Linked DNA regions of Homo sapiens: region 2 is linked to region 1. The links are chromatin loops, found by intact Hi-C in ENCODE. Cell type or tissue: endothelial cell of umbilical vein. All regions are shown on one strand. Links, peaks and the distances in the headings refer to the core of each region. The heading gives the core; the rest is flanking DNA.

Region 1 (8,969 bases), core at 3,685-6,184:
TGCAGGACCATGCCTTTCATGAATCGTTATTCTCTATGTCAGCTCTTCTCTCCCTTGGAGACTTGAAAAACATCATCATATGATACTTGCAGTTTTTTTCCTCAGTGAATAAGGATTTTTTTTTTTTTTTTTTTTTTGGTGGAGTCTCACACTGTCACCCAGGCTGGAGTGCACTGGCGCGATCTCTGCTCACTGCAACCTCTGCCTCCTGGGTTCAAGCGATTCTCCTGCCTCAGCCGACAGAGTAGCTGGGATTACAGGCACGGACCACCATGCCTGGCTAATTTTTGTATTTTTAGTAGACACAGGGTTTCACCATGTTGGCCAGACTGGTCTCGAACTCCTGACCTCAGAAGATCCACCCACCTCGGCCTCCCAAAGTGCTGGGATTACAGGCATGAGCTACCGCACCCAGCCTGTGAATAAGGATTTTCAAATCAAACCAAGCTTTTTTCTTCTATTGCTTGTCCTTTTTCCTTCCCCCAAAGTCTTACAGCACCCATGATTTGGCAGCCTCATACAGGAGGCTCTTGAGCTACCAGTCACATGAGAATGAAGGCAAGAAAAGAAGGGACCAGATGGCATCAAAAGATATGCCTTTCTAGGTCACTGGTGGTTAAGCTTGCAATCTGGTTACCAACAGGGAGACTTATGGGGGAAAGGGTGGAGAGCAGCATCATTGAAAAGGAAGAATAATTTTGCCATACAATTGCTGTTCTAAGAATTTGCAGGAGAGAAAAAAAACTTAGACACTGAGGAGAATCGATTTTTCTGATTTAACTCTTTCCAGTTTACAGTTACAGGGCATCCATTGCTCTTGGAAGGGTACATTTACCTAAGTGGCAGCTAAGGACATGTGGTAACTGTGTGCATTATTTGGATGGGACTCTCCCTCTTGGTCAGCTGCTGTTCTTCAACTGCCATTAACCATTTGTTATTCTACTCTCCAAATGCCTGTTTCATTTAAATACAAAAACTTAAGGAAATGACATGTATCTTCCACAGGTACACCTCTGTCCACAAGAGCAGAGGAAATAATTCACTGTTCATCTTTCATATTAATACCGATTTTGGAGGACTGTATTTACAAAATATGAAGAATGGCATCACTGGCCTTTGTGAGATATCTCAGGGTATATTTTCTTGGTGTAAGCTGTATCTCAGAGCAGATGAATAATTATTTGACAATAAAATGTTCAGTAGTGGCTAAAAAAAATATCTTTTAGAGCATTCTGCCTTCCCTGTTCATTTAGGCATTTTTCAAACTTTGGTCTGGGTACCTCCTGATTTGTCGGTGCATTGCAGATCCTCAGACAGCTGAAACTAGCTGATTATTTCCATATAGAATTCCAGCTCAGTTGTTTTCCCTTGAAGGAGAGAAAATAAGGCATTTTAAATTTTATGTTTAAACTTGGTCCCAGTCTATAAATTTAGGTCCTTTACTTTTTAAATTACCTAGAAAATCCTCGCTTTTTCATACACAAATTCTATATTATTCAAGTCCAAAGTCAAATTTGAACCTCTTTTACAGGTCTACCTCCTCCAATTACAATCTCTCCATTTATTCAGATTTTTTCAATTTTATGTTTAAACTTGGTCCCAATCCATAAATTTAGGTCCTTTACTTTTAAAATTACCTAGCAAATCCTCACTTTTTCATAGACAAATTCAATATTCTTTAAGTCCAAAGTCAGATTTCAACCTCTTTTACAAGTCTCCCTCCTCTGATTACAATCTCTCGATTTATTCAGATTCTGTTGTCCTTGATATCTGTATGACTCATTCAGTATGGACCAAATGAAACAAAGTAATATGTTTCTTTCTGTAGTCTTGAGTGTAAACTCTTAAAGTTAACATTTTTTTTTTACTTTTCCTTCTCAAGCAAGTGTCTGGAACAGTGCTGAGTATGTAAAATCCATGTAATAAATACATGGAATGATTAAAGAGAGAAAAAATTTTAATATGTTAGTTATTTTCATTCTAGGTTTTAGCAAGTATCACAAAACGGAAAATAGACTCACCTTTCTTTTCCTTGATGTGAAAGTTTATGGAATCATTTTGATTTTCCTTTCTTTCTTTTCTTTTCTTTTTTTTTTTTTTTCTTCCTGAGGCAGAGTTTCACTCTGTGGCTCAGGCAGAATGCAGTGGCGCCATCTTGGCTCACTGCAACCTCCACCTGCTGGGTTCAAGCGATTGTTGTGCCTCAGCCTCCCGAGTAGCTGGGATTACAGGCGTGCACCACCATGCGCAGCTAACTTTTATATTTTTAGTAGAGATGAGGTTTTACTGGGTTGGCCAGGCTGGTCTCGAACTCTTGGCCTCAGTCTGCCCACCTTGGCCTCCCAAAGTGCTGGGATTATAGGCATGAGCCACCATGCCCAGCCCATTTTAAGTTTCTTAAAAACTAAAAAATAAAAGATAATTCTTACATATACTGAAGTTTTGGAGTTAATTTGAACCAAATTGACAAGGTATTCTTGCGGTAATGTGCTTGTTAACTTTACTAGTTGCTTTGTTGAGTTTTTTAGAAGACTGAATTTAAAGCAGGATTGTCTATTAGTGTAGCTGCCAGTCTTTGTTTCCACGCTCCAGTCATATTATATGAGTGCAGTTGTTATCATATGCCATAATAATCTTAATGAAGAGTTTAAAGGCACTTTTTACTCTGGTGTTTTGTTGTTGTTGCTGTTTGTTTGCTTTTTTTGGTCTGCTGAGCAAGAGCACTGTGGTCACATGAGAATCCTCACCTAAGAAATTTTCCAGTTAAAAATGAAAATTTTGTTAAAGGTTCTATGCATTTGGGTAGTACAGCAGGGGAGGAAAGTGACTTTGAAGTTGTTAAATATCATTAAGGAGAATCCATTGATATACCTTTGATTTAGGGATTCCTTTATCCACACCAGTTACGTCAGGTTTCAGCCTGGACCCAATTATTAGACCTGAGGTACTGAACTCAATAAAGAAATTTGAAATGGAAATACTGTCAGACCTTTAACTATAGTTAGGTTAGTAGGTGCTAGAAGAATCTTAATTCATTAGCCAAACCTCTGACCTCACTACCCTTAATCATCCTTGCTTGTCATGACATAATTGGCTGCTTATTGCCTTCTCCTACCTCTCTTTTCAAATTGCTAGCCTTTGAGAATTTCACTTGACATTATTTCTTGTCTATTAAGACAGAGAAAGCGCATAGTTTGGTGTGTGAATTAGCAAAACCATTTTAGTCCTCTTTCAGAAGAGAATGGAGGGTGTGTGTTTTGTTCTTGATGCAGTTAAGACAGTTACCAAAAGTTCAATTATAGGTCTTTAAGGACTAGGGGTAAACTGTGAACGTATTTGTGGATTTTCTTTTCAGATATGCTGTTAACTGCTGAATTACCTTACCCCTTATGAAACACAGGACCAAAGATGTGGACTAGTATTGTTTTAGGATGAAGTTAAATACTCAGAACTCTCTCATCACCATGATCATAGTTCTTTTAGGGCACAGGGAAGGTAAATCCATGAGGTTCTCTGCTAGCATTTCTAGGAGAAATTTCCCTCAACTTTCCCACAGGAAGGATAGATTAGAGAATGCAATGACTTTCAGTAAGTAATTTTTGTCACCTGTTGTCCTTGTGGATTGGAGGCAGGTAGTGAGAGAGACGAGAGAGGAAGAGAAAAAAGAAATAAAAATTAAGCTAACGAGCTAGCACACTTAGATAGGAAGCAGGGGATTATTTTATGGGTTATTTCTGTGGCTAGAATTGACCACAGGGCATATATTTTGTCTAACCCTACCCTAGCTGGTCACAGAATTTTGCTGTTTCTGTTGTATTGGAGTATAAGAAATCAACATTTTTATAAGTGAAAAGTGGTTGAATATCAGAAATTTCATGTGGTTCAAACTAATATATAACAACATGTAACACACTGTAGGATGGCTACAGTTGTAGAGAGGTAGGGTGTGTGTGTGTGTGTGTGTGTGTGTGCCCACACACGTGCAAGCAAGTAAAAGGTGGGAGGGGGGAAATAGAAACTTGTGAGCATATTATATTCCCTTGGGGTACCATAGCTGAAAACCTCTCCTCTCGCCTGTGGTTTTAGTTATTCAAGATCAAATACAATTGTCCTGGTATGTTTTCACACTTCCATATTAATACAGTTGAGACAGTTTATGGGGTGAGTTAAAAAATAAACCATCTTGACAGAGATTACCATTGGGGATAATAATCTAAAGTGAGTGTTGTCTAAAGAGTACAACAGAAATAGCAGAGACTGAAATGCGGCCACCCCTACATTCTTTGACAGTGGAGAATTAGGGGTGTGACATCTATCCTATAGGCTGAATAAATGCAAATTATTGTTTATCTTAAAATAGGTTTTATGATATTTCTAGTGAAATAACCAGACTGTGCTGATTTGACTTTTTGTCTTTCTTAGACGAGCTCATCTGCGCCTTTGTTTAGAACGCTTAAAAGTTCTGATTCCACTAGGACCAGACTGCACCCGGCACACAACACTTGGTTTGCTCAACAAAGCCAAAGCACACATCAAGGTGAGAATTTTTACTTTCAGATTTGCACAATTCCCTCAGTTCTGGTTTAATTATTGGCACTGATTCCTATTCATATACATCAGCTAGTTCACCATGCCCTCCTTAATAACTGACCTCAAGAGAAGTCTTTCTAAAAACTTACCAGCTAATCTGATGGGAACAACATAACCTGATTAAACTAAATTGTTTTGACAGCGTGGCCATTTGAAGAACTGAGAACACTAGGAAAATAACAATTACCCTCTTCATACTCGGAAGGCAGTTGTGCCCTCTGGTGGAGATGACTTCATTTGGCTGTGTCCTTCCGTATTTTTCCATCAAATACCATACTAGAGGAAGTTTCTCCGTGGAGATTACTTTACAGACTTTTAGAAGTCCATCTTGTTCAAGTAACATAGCATTCATTACATACACACAAAAGTAAAGACAAAACTATTTTTTATTTTTAAAAATATGTATTTATATGCATTCTCATTTTGGAGGCTTTAAAATGTATTTATATATTTTTATACACACTCACACATGTATATTCATTCATGTTTTCTCTGCTAAAGGAGGAATCAGTTTTATTGTTTGTACTGGACTATACACAAATGTAAAAATCATTTCATCATTTCAGAAACTTGAAGAAGCTGAAAGAAAAAGCCAGCACCAGCTCGAGAATTTGGAACGAGAACAGAGATTTTTAAAGTGGCGACTGGAACAGCTGCAGGGTCCTCAGGAGATGGAACGAATACGAATGGACAGCATTGGATCAACTATTTCTTCAGATCGTTCTGATTCAGAGCGAGGTAGGCAGCTTGCCTCTTCTCTAATGAAATACTAAACATCTCTGTATCTGGATTTAGGGAAGGTATGTTGGGAGGCACTGTATTTGCTTTCTTTCTAGCCAACAGAGTAACATTGTAGGTTTTATGCAATCATAATATTGTCTACAGCAGTGCCAGTGTGGACTATAAAACTTTTTGTTTTTTCCTTGAAAAAAAATATATTTATATATTTATATTATAAATTATATAATGTCCCTCAATTTAGGTTTGTCTGATGTTTTCAAATGATTAGATTGAGGGTATACAGTTGGGGTAAGGAATATCACAGAAATGATGTTGTGCCCGGTGGCTCATGCCTGTAATCCCAGCACTCTGGGAGGCCAAGGCGGGCAGATCACAAGGTCAGGAGATCGAGGCCATCCTGGCTAACATGGTAAAATCCTGTCTCTACTAAAAATACAAAAAATTAGACGGGCGTGGTGGCAGGCGCCTGTAGTCCTAGCTACTCGGGAGGCTGAGGCAGGAGAATGGCGTGAACCCGGGAGGCGGAGCTTGCAGTGAGCCGAGATCATGCCACTGCGCTCCAGCCTGGGCAACAGAGTGAGGTTCCGTCTCAAAAAAAAAAAAAAGAAAAGAAATGATGTTGTGCCTTTCTCAATCCATTGTGTCAGGAAGATACACGATGTCGAAGTTTTTACTACTGGTGATGTGAATTTTTATATGTAGATTTTAAAGTACAACACCCTTTATTTCTCTTTCCATCTATCCTAGAATATTTATCTTTGACAGAGTTAAAGAACAGAAGTCAACCAAAAAAGAATGGTTTGAATTTTACTGATTGTTCTTCCCAAAGCTTCCACCACATCAGGCTTCATATCACATTAAAAGATCCCAGAGGTGAACACTGGTGATTTGAAGTCTTACATTTGGAGAAAGGAGCTCATGAGCTCTTTAGGATTCTAAAACATGAGACAAGTGACAGAGTTTTTTTGTTTGTTTGTTTTTAGGACTCTGATTTTGTTTTTTGTTTTTGACTTTTTTAAGTGGAAATTTTCAAACATACTTAGAATAGAATAATGAACTCCTGTATACCCACCATTCAGTTTGAATAGCTGTCAACTTGTTTCATCTGTTCTTCACTACGCTCACCCTCAATATTTTTTCTGGAATGCTTTAACTCAAATCCCAGATAACATCATTTTGCCCCTAAATACTTTAGTATGTATCTTGAATAAATAGGATTTTTAAAAATGTAATTATAATGCTATTATAATACCCCACAAAATTAATTCAGATAATCTTTTTTAATATCATCTAATACCCAGTCTGTGATACATTTTCTCCAGTTGTCTCAAAAATGGCATTTTACCATTGGTATGTTTAAATCAGGATCCAAAGGCCACATTGCATTTGTTTGATGTGCCTTTTAAGATATTAATCTATAATAATTTTTTCTCTTCCCCCTACACCGTTTTGGTAGAAACAAAAACTGATTTCTACATAACATCTCAAAAAGACTTCTTTGGCAGAGAAAACATGAAGGAATATATAGGTATAGATCTGTGTGTTGTATATATGTACATATTTTTTTAAACATCAAGAGACTGAGTCATTTTTCTTATAGAATTTCCTACATCCTAGATTTGGCTGGTTGAATCCTCATGGTGTCATTTAACATGTTATGTCCTTTATATTGACTGTAAACTGGTTGGTAGATGCAGAATACTTCATAGGTGGTGCTTTGTACTTCCTGTTATGTCAGTATTGTGTGTAGTTGTTGTTGCACTTTTAATATTAATCAATAGGTTCAGGTAAGGTCATTTTAATACATTTATATAAATGTATAGCCTTTAACTTAACAGTTTTAGCAATTATTGCCCTTATTTCATTGGGTGTCATAAAATAGTGATTTTCTAATTGTGTCATTCCTCTTGTATTTATAAACTGTTTTTCTCCTATAAACATTTTCTCATCAACTTTTCGGTTATCCTGAAATAAAGTTCATACAGGGAAGGTGGGATAAATGCTTGGTCTTGGTTTTTGCTTTATCAGTTTTCCAAACAGAGTTGGTAACCTAGCAGCTTCCAGAAGTAACAAGTTTTGGTTTTACTATTTTTTGATTATATCATGAACTCATGTTTTGCTGTACTGAATGTGTTCCAATCCATTGCAGTCATCCTTTTAAATTCTTTTGAATGCTCAAACTGTCCCAGATTTGCTGAGTAGGAGCCTTTTAAATAGTTTTTTCATCCTTTTTAACGCAACCTTTTTAACACAACCCTAGGAGTTCTTGTTTTTCTGTTTTGTTATTTTTCTATGTAAAAGTTTATTTTTGTGTGGCAGTTTTCAAGAAAAGTCTACCAGAGGCAGTAGCAAGAACCTGAAGTACATGCTACATTTATCAGTAACAGTGAAATATAGCAGAAATAACCCTGACCTTGGTGTCCCAGTCTTTCCTCTATTGCTAACTAGCGGAAACCTCTTCTTAGGTCTTTAGGTTTTAGCTGTCCTTCCTGTTACCTCCTCCTTGTACCCACCCCAACTACCTCCAAATTTCAGAGAGGAGGGTGTATTTTCATCACTATAGCTCTCATTTTTTTTTAGTGTTCCCAGTGTACCTTACTTTAGCGGTACCTTACCAAGTACCATCCTTATCCTGAGCTGGCAACCTCCTTTTTGTAGTGTTATGGGGGCTTTTAGTTAACATCTGTGGTACACTTGGCTAAAGCAGTTTCTCATTTTACTTTGTTTTTTTGGGTTTTTAAAAAATTTTTTTAAACATATTTTTAAATTTTATTAAAATAGAGATGGGCCTTGTTGCCCAAGTGGTCTCAAACTCCTGGGCTCAAGCAATCCTCCTGCCTTGGCTTCCCAAAGTGCTGGGATTATAGGTGTGAGCCACTGTGTTGGCCATCATTTTACTTTATTTTGACTGAGTTCAGCATGCTCTTTTGGATAGTGTGCCTTGTTATTATCTTCTAGTTGTAGGTTGGATGAGTGTTCAGTGGTGCTGGGAAACAATGGCTTCTGAAGCAATTCGGATATAGAGCCAATATATGAATTCACAGATTATTTGGACAGCTGCCTACATTTTAAAAACATCTCTAGAATCTCTAAAACTTTTGAAGCAACAAGCCCTTTTGAAAAGTATATTCCTGGAAATAGCTTCACCCTGTCCTTTTGGCCTCACAAGAATCCACTTTTTTTTTTTTTTTGAGAGAGAGTGTCTCGCTCTGTCGCCTAGGCTGGAGTGCAGTGGCGTGATCTTGGCTCACTGCAACCTCTGCCTCCTAAGTTCAAGTGTTTCTGCTGCGTCAGCCTCCCAAGTAGCTGGGACTATAGGCGCGTGCCACCATGCCCAGCTAATTTTTCTATTTTTAGCCTAGACACGGGGTTTCACCATATTGGTCAGGCTGGTCTTGAACTCCTGACCTCGTGATCCACCTGCCTCAGCCTCCCAAAGTGCTTGGCCGCACCCGGCTGAATCCACTTTTTTTTTTTTTTTAAAGCAGTTGTGATTAGTGTGAACCCTTAAAAAGTCAGTGCCAAATGTGAAACATCAGGCTTTGAATTTAAGTAAGGTAACTGAAAAATCCTGGGTTTCACTCTAGCTCTGATGGGAGAAAACAACTTTTTAACTCCTTTTTGTTTTTAACATGTGT
Region 2 (8,969 bases), core at 2,988-5,487, 300 kb before region 1:
AGAATGGCGTGAACCCGAGAGGCGGAGCTTGCAGTGAGCCGAGATCGCGCCACTGCACTCCAGCCTGGGTGACAGAGCAAGACTCCGTCTCAAAAAGAAATGGAAGTTGGTTAGCCGGGCTCAGTGGCTCACCCCTGTAATCCCAGCACTCTGGGAGGCCGAGGCGGGCGGATCATGAGGTCAGGAGATCGGGACCATCCTGGCTAACACAGTGAAACCCCGTCTCTACTAAAAAATACAAAAAATTAGCTGGGCATAGTGGCGGGCGCCTGTAGTACCAGCTGCTTGGGATGCTGAGGCAGGACAATGGCGTGAACCCGGGAGGCGGAACTTGCAGTGAGCCGAGATGGCGCCACTGCCTCCAGCACTCCACCCTGAGCGACAGAGCGAGACTCTGTCTCACAAAAAAAAAAAAAAAAAAAAAAAAAAGAAATGGAAATTGGTTGTGTATTCAAAACTAAAGGAGTTCTAAATATCTATGGGGGAACAGCTACTCTGAGTATCAAATGTGCTATGCACCCGTGCCAATAGAAGTCATGTGCATATATCTGAGGGCAGAAGTCAGCTCTTGAGGCTTCGTTTAGTTACCTCTTTGTCAGGATTTCCAAATTTTCAGGCTTCTTTTGTTAGATCCAGCACCGGTTTTCTTTGCTTTTTGATGAACTTTTGACCTATATTGCATTTCCAACCTCCAGTCTTTTAGTGGAAGGCCATTAGTGACTGGTTAAACACAGTGTACACACACACACACGTGCACGTTCATATATTACATTTCCAGACCAATTGAATTACAGAAGGAACCAATTTGAAAAGTTATTGAATTAAAACCCTAGAAGACAGAGATGGATTTTATTGTTAGTGGTTGGCATGACAACTTGATATGCTAGAGAGTAGTATGTGCTGAGTTCACATCGTTGGAGACTCTGACAAGTTCAAGGCCAAGGCTTTGCTTCTAAATCTTGTTGCCAAGGTAATGCAGCATAAGGCCAGAGTCCACTGAAATGAATACCTCTGACAGCTCATGCCAGCAGGAGCTATCTGATTAAAAGGGATCTTTTTTTTTTTTTTAAAGAAGAAGAAGAAGAAAAGAAAAAGAAAGAAACAGTACTTTAACAAGAGCAGGAGGAGAATGCAAAGGTGGGATATTGAAATATGGGCAACAGAAAGTCTGAAAGGGAAGCAGCCAGTGGATGCCAAGAAGAAACTAAATAATGGGGTCTGTTTTATTAGCAAAAAGTTGGTGATGTGTGAAGGTCTGCAGGCAGGGATTCCAGCCTGCTGGGCCATCTTGCATGCAAAATGATACTGCCCCAATTTGGTTCCCTGGCTCAAGTTCAGCAGAATGATTTCACTTGATTGGTGGCCACCCTCCTCCCAATGGCAGACTTTAACAGATTTTCTTCTCTGATAATACATTCAGGAAAATGGTTTCTGAGGGACTTCATAGGTTACAGATATTTCCCAAGATGAGAAGGGAATCCACAAAAATCTCAACTCAAGAGTAGAGGCCACCAAAATGCCACTGCCTTCAGCCACTAGAATGGCCTTTTTGATATTCGTGTGATTCATGCCCCGGTGATTTATGAGTCAGTAATTTATAAGATAATATTCTTAGATTCGTGATCTTATGAGATCCTCATTTTCCTAGATTTATGTACTAATTTATCTTGGATTTGATCATGATGAAGCTGTGGTCCTTAAGCTCCAAGAATGGGGAAGAACAAGTCTTTAAGCACATGATCTTATTTCCCATAGGGATTTGACCCAAGCACTGTATGAGCCATCTCTCCTTTACACTTCCAGGGATTTAATGGAGATAATCAGTAAATGGGGATACGTGGCTAAGAAGGTAAAAGGTGGAATCTGAAAGGAATTCAGAATCCCAGGTCAGCAGTTCTAAAGTTCCTACATATTCAGATCAGAGTACTATTTCATAAGCAAATGAGGGAGTAAAAATTTACTTTGCTTATCCTACCCTATACAAATAGCTTATACTGTATAAGCCATAGTGGAAAGTACTAATATAGTAGCCCCTGGAATTACTGACAAAAATCCAACTCCTGCCTCACCAAATGATTTGCTGAATGACATTGGGGCAAAGTATTTAACATGTTTTGTCTCTGTTTCTTACATTTTAAAACAAGGTAGATTATCCCAGCTTTCACCTGTAATGGTTGTTCTCTACCTGGAATGTACAGCCAAATCATGGAGAGAGCTTTTTAGAAAATCAGATTCCCTAGGCCCCACCCCAATCTCTACTGAGTCAAAATTTGTCCTTTCCAAAAGCTCTACACATGATTCTGATTTGCATCTTTAAGAAGCACCAAATATTATGGATAACTTATAAAGATGAGCAAGCTGATATATGTGAGTTGTCATAAGCTCCTTAATCAAAGAAAAGGGGTACTGCTAAGTTCAGCTTACATATTTGTTCAGCTTATATTTTTAATATAAAAAATTTCCTAAATTCCAAAGAAATTTGGAATGTAGGAAACTTGGCATACATAAAGTGGCTACATTTCCGTCTACCATTTGAAGTATTTAGAGTTGTCCAAGCTTTAAATGAAAAGCTCTTTGAAGTATCTTTCTTTGTTCATGGTTTGCAATATTCCCTTCAATCTTTATTGATCTGGACAGAATAATAATGATGTTTATCTAATGCTTACTGGCACTCACTCTGAGTGCTTTTTAAGTGTTAGCTCATTTGATCCTACTTCCTCTTACACACATGCTGTGAAGAGATTAAGTAACCTGTCTAAAGCCTCATGGGTAATAAGAGGTGTAGGTGGGCTTTGAACCCAGGAACCCCACTCTAGAGCCCCACTGTTAATCACTGTGTTACTCAACGACGTGATGGGTCAGATGTTTCCAATGAATTAATTTTTCAACTATTTCAAGTGAAAACAAAAGTCTAGATGGTATATGAATTTTTCCAGGCCTCAGATCATCATATTTTAAAGTGTGAGCCTTAGACCTCCTGCATCAGAATCACCAGAGGTGCTTTTCTAAAATGCAATTTCCAGGAACTGCTCCCAGGCTTATTACACTAGAATCTCAGAGTGCAAGTGAAGACTGGGAACTGACATTTAGAAAATACACTCCTTAGGTGATTCCTGAACCCAGTGAAGTTTAAGAACCACTGGCCTGTATCAACATTTGTAGGTCACCATCATAGGGAATGAGGGTAGGTAGAACATCTTGGGAGCTGCGGGAACCAAAGTTGTTTTCCAGAATCAGATATTGGGCACTGCCTGGGGCAGAACATTCAGTCAAGTGGCTAATAAATCTGTACAAAGCACAGCTTCTGCCCAGGAACCGTGGTTGTTGTCCTTCACTGAGGAGAGCCAGCAAACTGACAGTATGAATTTGCCTTCAGGGCCCAGATCTCATTTCTCCTCAAGGGGCTTGTGCTTGTTGGTGGCAGCTAGCACTGGCCCGGAACTTTGATGTTTTCCTTTTCAGTATCCAAATGCTACAGAGACTGTGTCACTGCATACGCCGTCTCTGGTATAATGGCAGAGGCGGGGAGCAGACTGTTTGGAATGCAGTCTGGCCCCATTGGGACTTTGAACTGGGCTGGAACTTGCAGAGTCTAAGAGTTTAATCGTGGCATCTTTTTCAGATAGGCAAAGAAAAGGAAACCAACCCAGAGGGGTTGGTGTTCAGTACTCTGGAAGAAATCCATGATAATTTTTTAAGGAATTGAAAGTTTTTATGAGGCTTACTGAGGTATCATTCATATACAGTTAATTTTACCCTTTTCCAGTGCACAATTCAATGAGTTTTGGAAAGCAGCTATACTCATTGTCATACCACCATTGCCAGTTCGATAAGTTTTGACTAATGTATGTAGTCAAGTCACCAACATCAAGTAAGATAAAGAACATTTCCATCTCCCCGAAAAGTTCCCTAATACCCATTTGCAACCAATCCCACCATATTTCCCCAGCCCTGTGGCTGCTGCTGATCTGGTATCTGTCTGATTCCAGAATGTCACATAAGTAGAACCTTATAATTCACAGCCTCTTGTTGCTGCGTGTCAGTAGTTCTTTCCTTTTTATTACTAAGTAGTATTCTATTGTATGGATGTGCCACAATTTGTTTATTGATTCCCCAGCCGGGCATTTGGGTTATTTTCACTTTTTGGCAGGAATTGACATTTAAATGAGCTCAAATTCAGCAAGCATTTATCGAGCATGCACAGAAACAGACTGGAAAATGAGATAGTTCATGTTTACAGTTTCTAATAAAAATTATAATCACACTGGAGATTCAAACTAACACCTAAAGAAGAAAGAAGTCTATTTGTGACCCTAGAAACAAACATGGAGGAAAAGGACTCCATTCAATAGCATTGGTCTAATGATTAGGAGAGAATCTCATGCCCTTGGAAAGCCCTAAAATGACACTACCATGCTGAGACACATGAGGGCGCTGTAACCAACCAGCATTGCCAAACACTTCATTCTTACAAAAGTTGTTTGTTTTTTTAATTTATTGGAATGCTTTGTTGAAAACTCTAGTGAATTCTCACTCCTACCCTTGGTCTCCTTGGCCACTCTTGAATGATAGAAAAAAACATAGGCATCGAGTGGATCTGTCTTTGACTAGTCATCAGGGGATTACTGTACCCGACCACAGCTGTACGGTGAGGCTCCCGTCGGCTTTCCTACTTAAACTCACAAGGAAAGGCTCCCAAAGGAACTCTAGATTAGAATACCTCATGATCACAAAGAAAATTGGGATTGACCCTAAAGTTTCATTTTTATTGTTGTTGTTTTCAGGCCTTCCCTGAATATAACACACAAATATTCAAACATAATTGCTGGACAACATTTTAGAAAGACTTGTAAGGTACTTCTTTCACATCTCAGCAATTTGGCTAGTTGAAAGTTGTTCGTTCTTCAATGAGAACACATGGACACAGGGAGGGGAACAACACACATTGGGGCCTGTAGAGGGAGAGCATCAGGATAAATAGCTAACACATGCAGGGCTTAATGCCTAGGTGATGGGTTGATAGGTGCAGCAAACCACCATGGCACACGTTTACCTATGTAACAAACCTGCACGTACTGTACATGTATCCTGGAACTTAAAATAAAATATAATAAATTTTTTTTAAAAAAAGAAAGTGGTTCGTTCTTGTCAAAGCAACCACTACAATCAGTTCAGAGGAAAGCTATCTTTACAGCAAAGCAGCCAGGAGAACTTAGGGTTACTGGGTTTGGCTTCTGAATGGCTGTTCAAAACAAAAACTGAAAAGAAAAAAAAAACCCTCTGGATACATTTAAAATTTTTTGAAAATCAATGACTCATTTGTTACAGAGTAAGCAAGTACAAAATAAAAGACACTTCATAAAAATTGCATTAGAATGTTCTGGTGGGATTCTAAATGAATTTAGCTGTGGGATGGTATATGATTTTTGTGCAAGATCCAGCAAGGCTTAGGGATTCCTCTCTTAGAGAAAGGGTTTGATTCCGTTATTTGAAAGGATGTCTCTCCAAGCCCTTTCTATAATTAATAAAATGCTCACTTGAAGAAAGATTTACTCAGTCAAACCTATCCAACCTAAAATATGACTAATTGTTTCGAGCAGAAAATTATCTCTGGCTGTCATATCCAAATTATATAACAACATGGCCTTAAAATTGGGTGGAAAATAGTGAAGAGCTGATTCTAAAGGCAGAATGTGGCTCTGGTCTGGATTTTTTAAGCAGTTTCACCCAATCTCTCACCCAGAGGGACCAACCTGATGTTTTCTTTCTTCCTATTTGAGTAAAACTCTGAACCACTCGATCAAACCTGGGCCCTTCACACAATCCCACTGTGGCCCTTTCAATTATCCCCTTCAAAAGGCATTTTCCCATTCTCTCCTGATCTTACTCCTTGCGTCCAAAGCTCACTGGCTCTGTGAGTGTGCTGGTAAAAGCATGGACCAATGAGTTGTTGCTGGCTACGTGATCTTGACCTGGCTACGTTACTTAACCTCTCTAAGCCTCAGTTACCTCCACTGTAAAATAGAGATTATAATAATATCTACTTCAGGTCCCCGTAATAGTATCTATCTGAAGTTGTTGAGAAGAATAAATAAGATCATGCATATAAAGTAATATAATCCAGCATCTGACACACAGTAAGCCTTCAATAGAGATTGACATTATTATCATCATCCACAACATTATTATTATTATTATTAATTTCCAGTATGGTCCCTCTCTCTATGATCTGATCTCCCCATCCTGGTAATCCATCCTCAGAGCTCCCTGGAAAGAACCCTCCTAGTCAAAAAAGCCCTTAACCACTCCTATCTCTGCATCTCCCCTGAGGGTTGTCCTCCCCTCCCACCAGGGTTCACAAACAAAATGTAGTCAATGCTAAAAATCTTGTCCCATCACATATTAAGTTGTGCTAAGACTACCAGGAATGGCCATCACTTTAGGTAACCATCAATTCGTGTGGCTTTACCTTAAAGGTGGCACACACTTCATCCTATTATAAATCTCTGCACTATTCATGTTTCTCTCCCATAGGGGAGAAACATCACTTCAGTAGCATATTCTGCCCATCAACAATCTTCTTCTTATAAATGAGATTCAGAAAGAGCACAATGTGAGTGGACAGGTGTTCTGTTTAAGGAGGGGAAATGCTATTTTACATCATTTCAATTATGTGCCCAGCAAGCCACAGAGTCAAGGCACAAGTTGACAATTATAGCTCCAAGTTTTGCAAGAGAAATGGAACAGAGGAAAAGGAAATCCAAAGAGACTATCATCCCAGTTTTTCGAAACTGTCTCTGGTGATAATGTCCTGCGAAAGATGAATGAGGAGAAACAAAGTGCCTCAAAGTAGATTTGTTAATATTTCCTTTGAATAATGGGGGAGAGGTGTCCTACAGACAATTCAGAATAACTTAGAGACAAGTTGTATTTTAAATCAGTTTTCTTGATTAGCTTCTGTGGTGTTTAGGAGTGTGGATTCTGGATCTGTCTGGTTAGTTTGATATTCTGCCTCTTCCCTTTAGCCTCCTTAAGCCTCAGTTTCTCCATATGTAAAATGGGGATGACAGCATTCTCTGCATTGTCTACTCCAGTGTTGTCATTAGAATTAAATAAGATAGTCCATTTATACCACAAGCACAGCACCTGGAAAGGGAAAGGGGATGGGAGATGAAGCAGAAGAAAATAATATAGTAAAATTAGGCCAGTTCCGGTGTAAAATTAGGCCAGGTCAGCACTTTGGGAGGCCAAGGTGGGTGGATCACAAGGTCAGGAGTTGGAGACTAGCCTGGCCAACAGGGTGAAACCCCATCTCTACTAAAAATACAAAAATTAGCTGGGCATGGTGGCGCACACACGTAATCCCATCTACTCAGGAAGCTGAGGCAGGAGAATTGCTTGAACCCAGGAGGTTGCAGTGAGCTGAGATTTTGCCATTGCACTCCAGCCTGGACGACATAGTGAGACTCTGTTCCCCCCGCAAAAGAAAAAGAAAATAATATAGTAAAATTAAACAGAGAGAGGCCTTATCCAGACTAATGATGAAAGGGTGCATGAACCCACAAGTATGATTTACTCAACCCCATGCTCCTGAGGTCAAAGAAAAGCAATAAGGAGAAGGAGCTTTAACACATGGACTTTGCCATTGTGTTTGTCCGTTAGCACATCTTGGCTTATTTCCTCCTTCTCCACTATGTCTGATGTGGTGAGTTTGCTCAGTAGCCAAGTTCTAGAGAAAATGAGTAATAAACAAAAAGGAGCCAAAACAATTATATACCCATAGAAGTAAACCCACATACTAATGAGACTTTAGAGGCTCTTCAGATCAATCGTCTGAGACTGCAGAGGTTGAGTGGCCTGTCAAAGTCATGTGGCTAAGGAGTAGCCAAGTCAGGACCAGGCTCTAAAGGTGTCCTAGGGTCCCCCTCAGTACATCAGGCAGCAGGAGGAATGGAGATAATAATAATAATGTTACCTTATATCATATTTTACGTCCAATGCAACACGAAAGAGAAACTTCTATACAAGTATCTTTTAAAGTTCAACTCACAATAGGCTTTACACTTTAAATGGGTCACTCTTCATCACCATGGTGATTCTTCCAAGTTTTCCTGGAATTATCAGCTGTTTTCTAATAAGGACACTCCCCAGAACTTGCAACTGCACCAAGCAGATAAATATTTCCCAGTAGAAAATACTTAGCTCCTCGCTCAGCTTAGTCAGCAATTGCTTTTTCTTCTCCACTTCCCAGGAAAACAGCCTGAAGCATGCTCCTACATTTGCTTTAGATATCACAGAGTTCTTTAAAAGTCTCTTGATTCTACTGAGGACAAGCTTGCTTCCTTGGGTTTTATGTGATTTATATATTGAGAAACAGCCACCTTCTTGCTTTCTATCTTTCTAACTGAGCAATGAGTAGATCACAATTTAAAAACATATGGCAGCTCTTCAAAAAATTAAAAAAGAATTACCATATGATTCAGCAATCCCGTTTTTGGGTATTTATCCAAAAGAATTGAAAGCAGGATCTTGAAGATATATTTGTACAGCCATGTTCGTAGCAGCATTATTCACAACCGCCAAAAGGTAGAAGCAACCCAAATGTCCTTTGACAGATGAAAGGATAAACAAAATGTGCATATTATTCAGCCTGAAAAAGAAAGGGAATTCTGACACATGTTATAACATGGATGAACCTTGAGGACATTAAGCTAAGTAAAATAAGCCATTCACAAAAAGAGAGAAATATTGTATTATTACACTTATATGAGATAGCTAGACAAGCCAAATTCACAGAAATAGAAAGTGCAATGGTTGTTGCCAGGGGCTGGAGGGAGAGGGAAATGGCAAGTTGGTGTTTAAGGAGAATAGAATTTTAGGTTTGCAAGATAATAAAGCTCTGGAGATTGGTTGCACAACAATGTGAATATCCTTAGTAATACTGAACTATACACTTAAAAATGGTTAAG

What was found. A loop is a pair of places that touch in the nucleus more often than their neighbours do. Peaks named below come from ENCODE experiments on the same cell type or tissue, not always from the same donor. Only the 100,000 strongest peaks of a DNase experiment are listed, where the experiment ranks them.
Region 2: it touches region 1 in a loop (7-fold over the local background); 4 of 110 quality-filtered maps call a loop at or near these places.

What each region holds. Positions count from the first base shown.
Region 1 is chr10:110,274,758-110,283,726 of GRCh38, forward strand. It overlaps MXI1 (MAX interactor 1, dimerization protein), which reads left to right. Exons shown (of 6, transcript NM_130439.3): 4 at 4,423-4,537; 5 at 5,157-5,328. Among named protein-coding and RNA genes, the nearest start is that of SMNDC1, 26 kb to the right of the region's middle. In endothelial cell of umbilical vein, for the core only: a CTCF peak has its summit at 4,813 (motif pointing left); a DNase peak (open chromatin) is centred at 4,794; H3K27me3 peaks cover 21 bases.
Region 2 is chr10:109,974,156-109,983,124 of GRCh38, forward strand. The region is part of intron 2 of ADD3-AS1 (ADD3 antisense RNA 1); the gene reads right to left. Among named protein-coding and RNA genes, the nearest start is that of ADD3, 29 kb to the right of the region's middle. In endothelial cell of umbilical vein, for the core only: a CTCF peak has its summit at 4,418 (motif pointing right); a DNase peak (open chromatin) is centred at 4,436.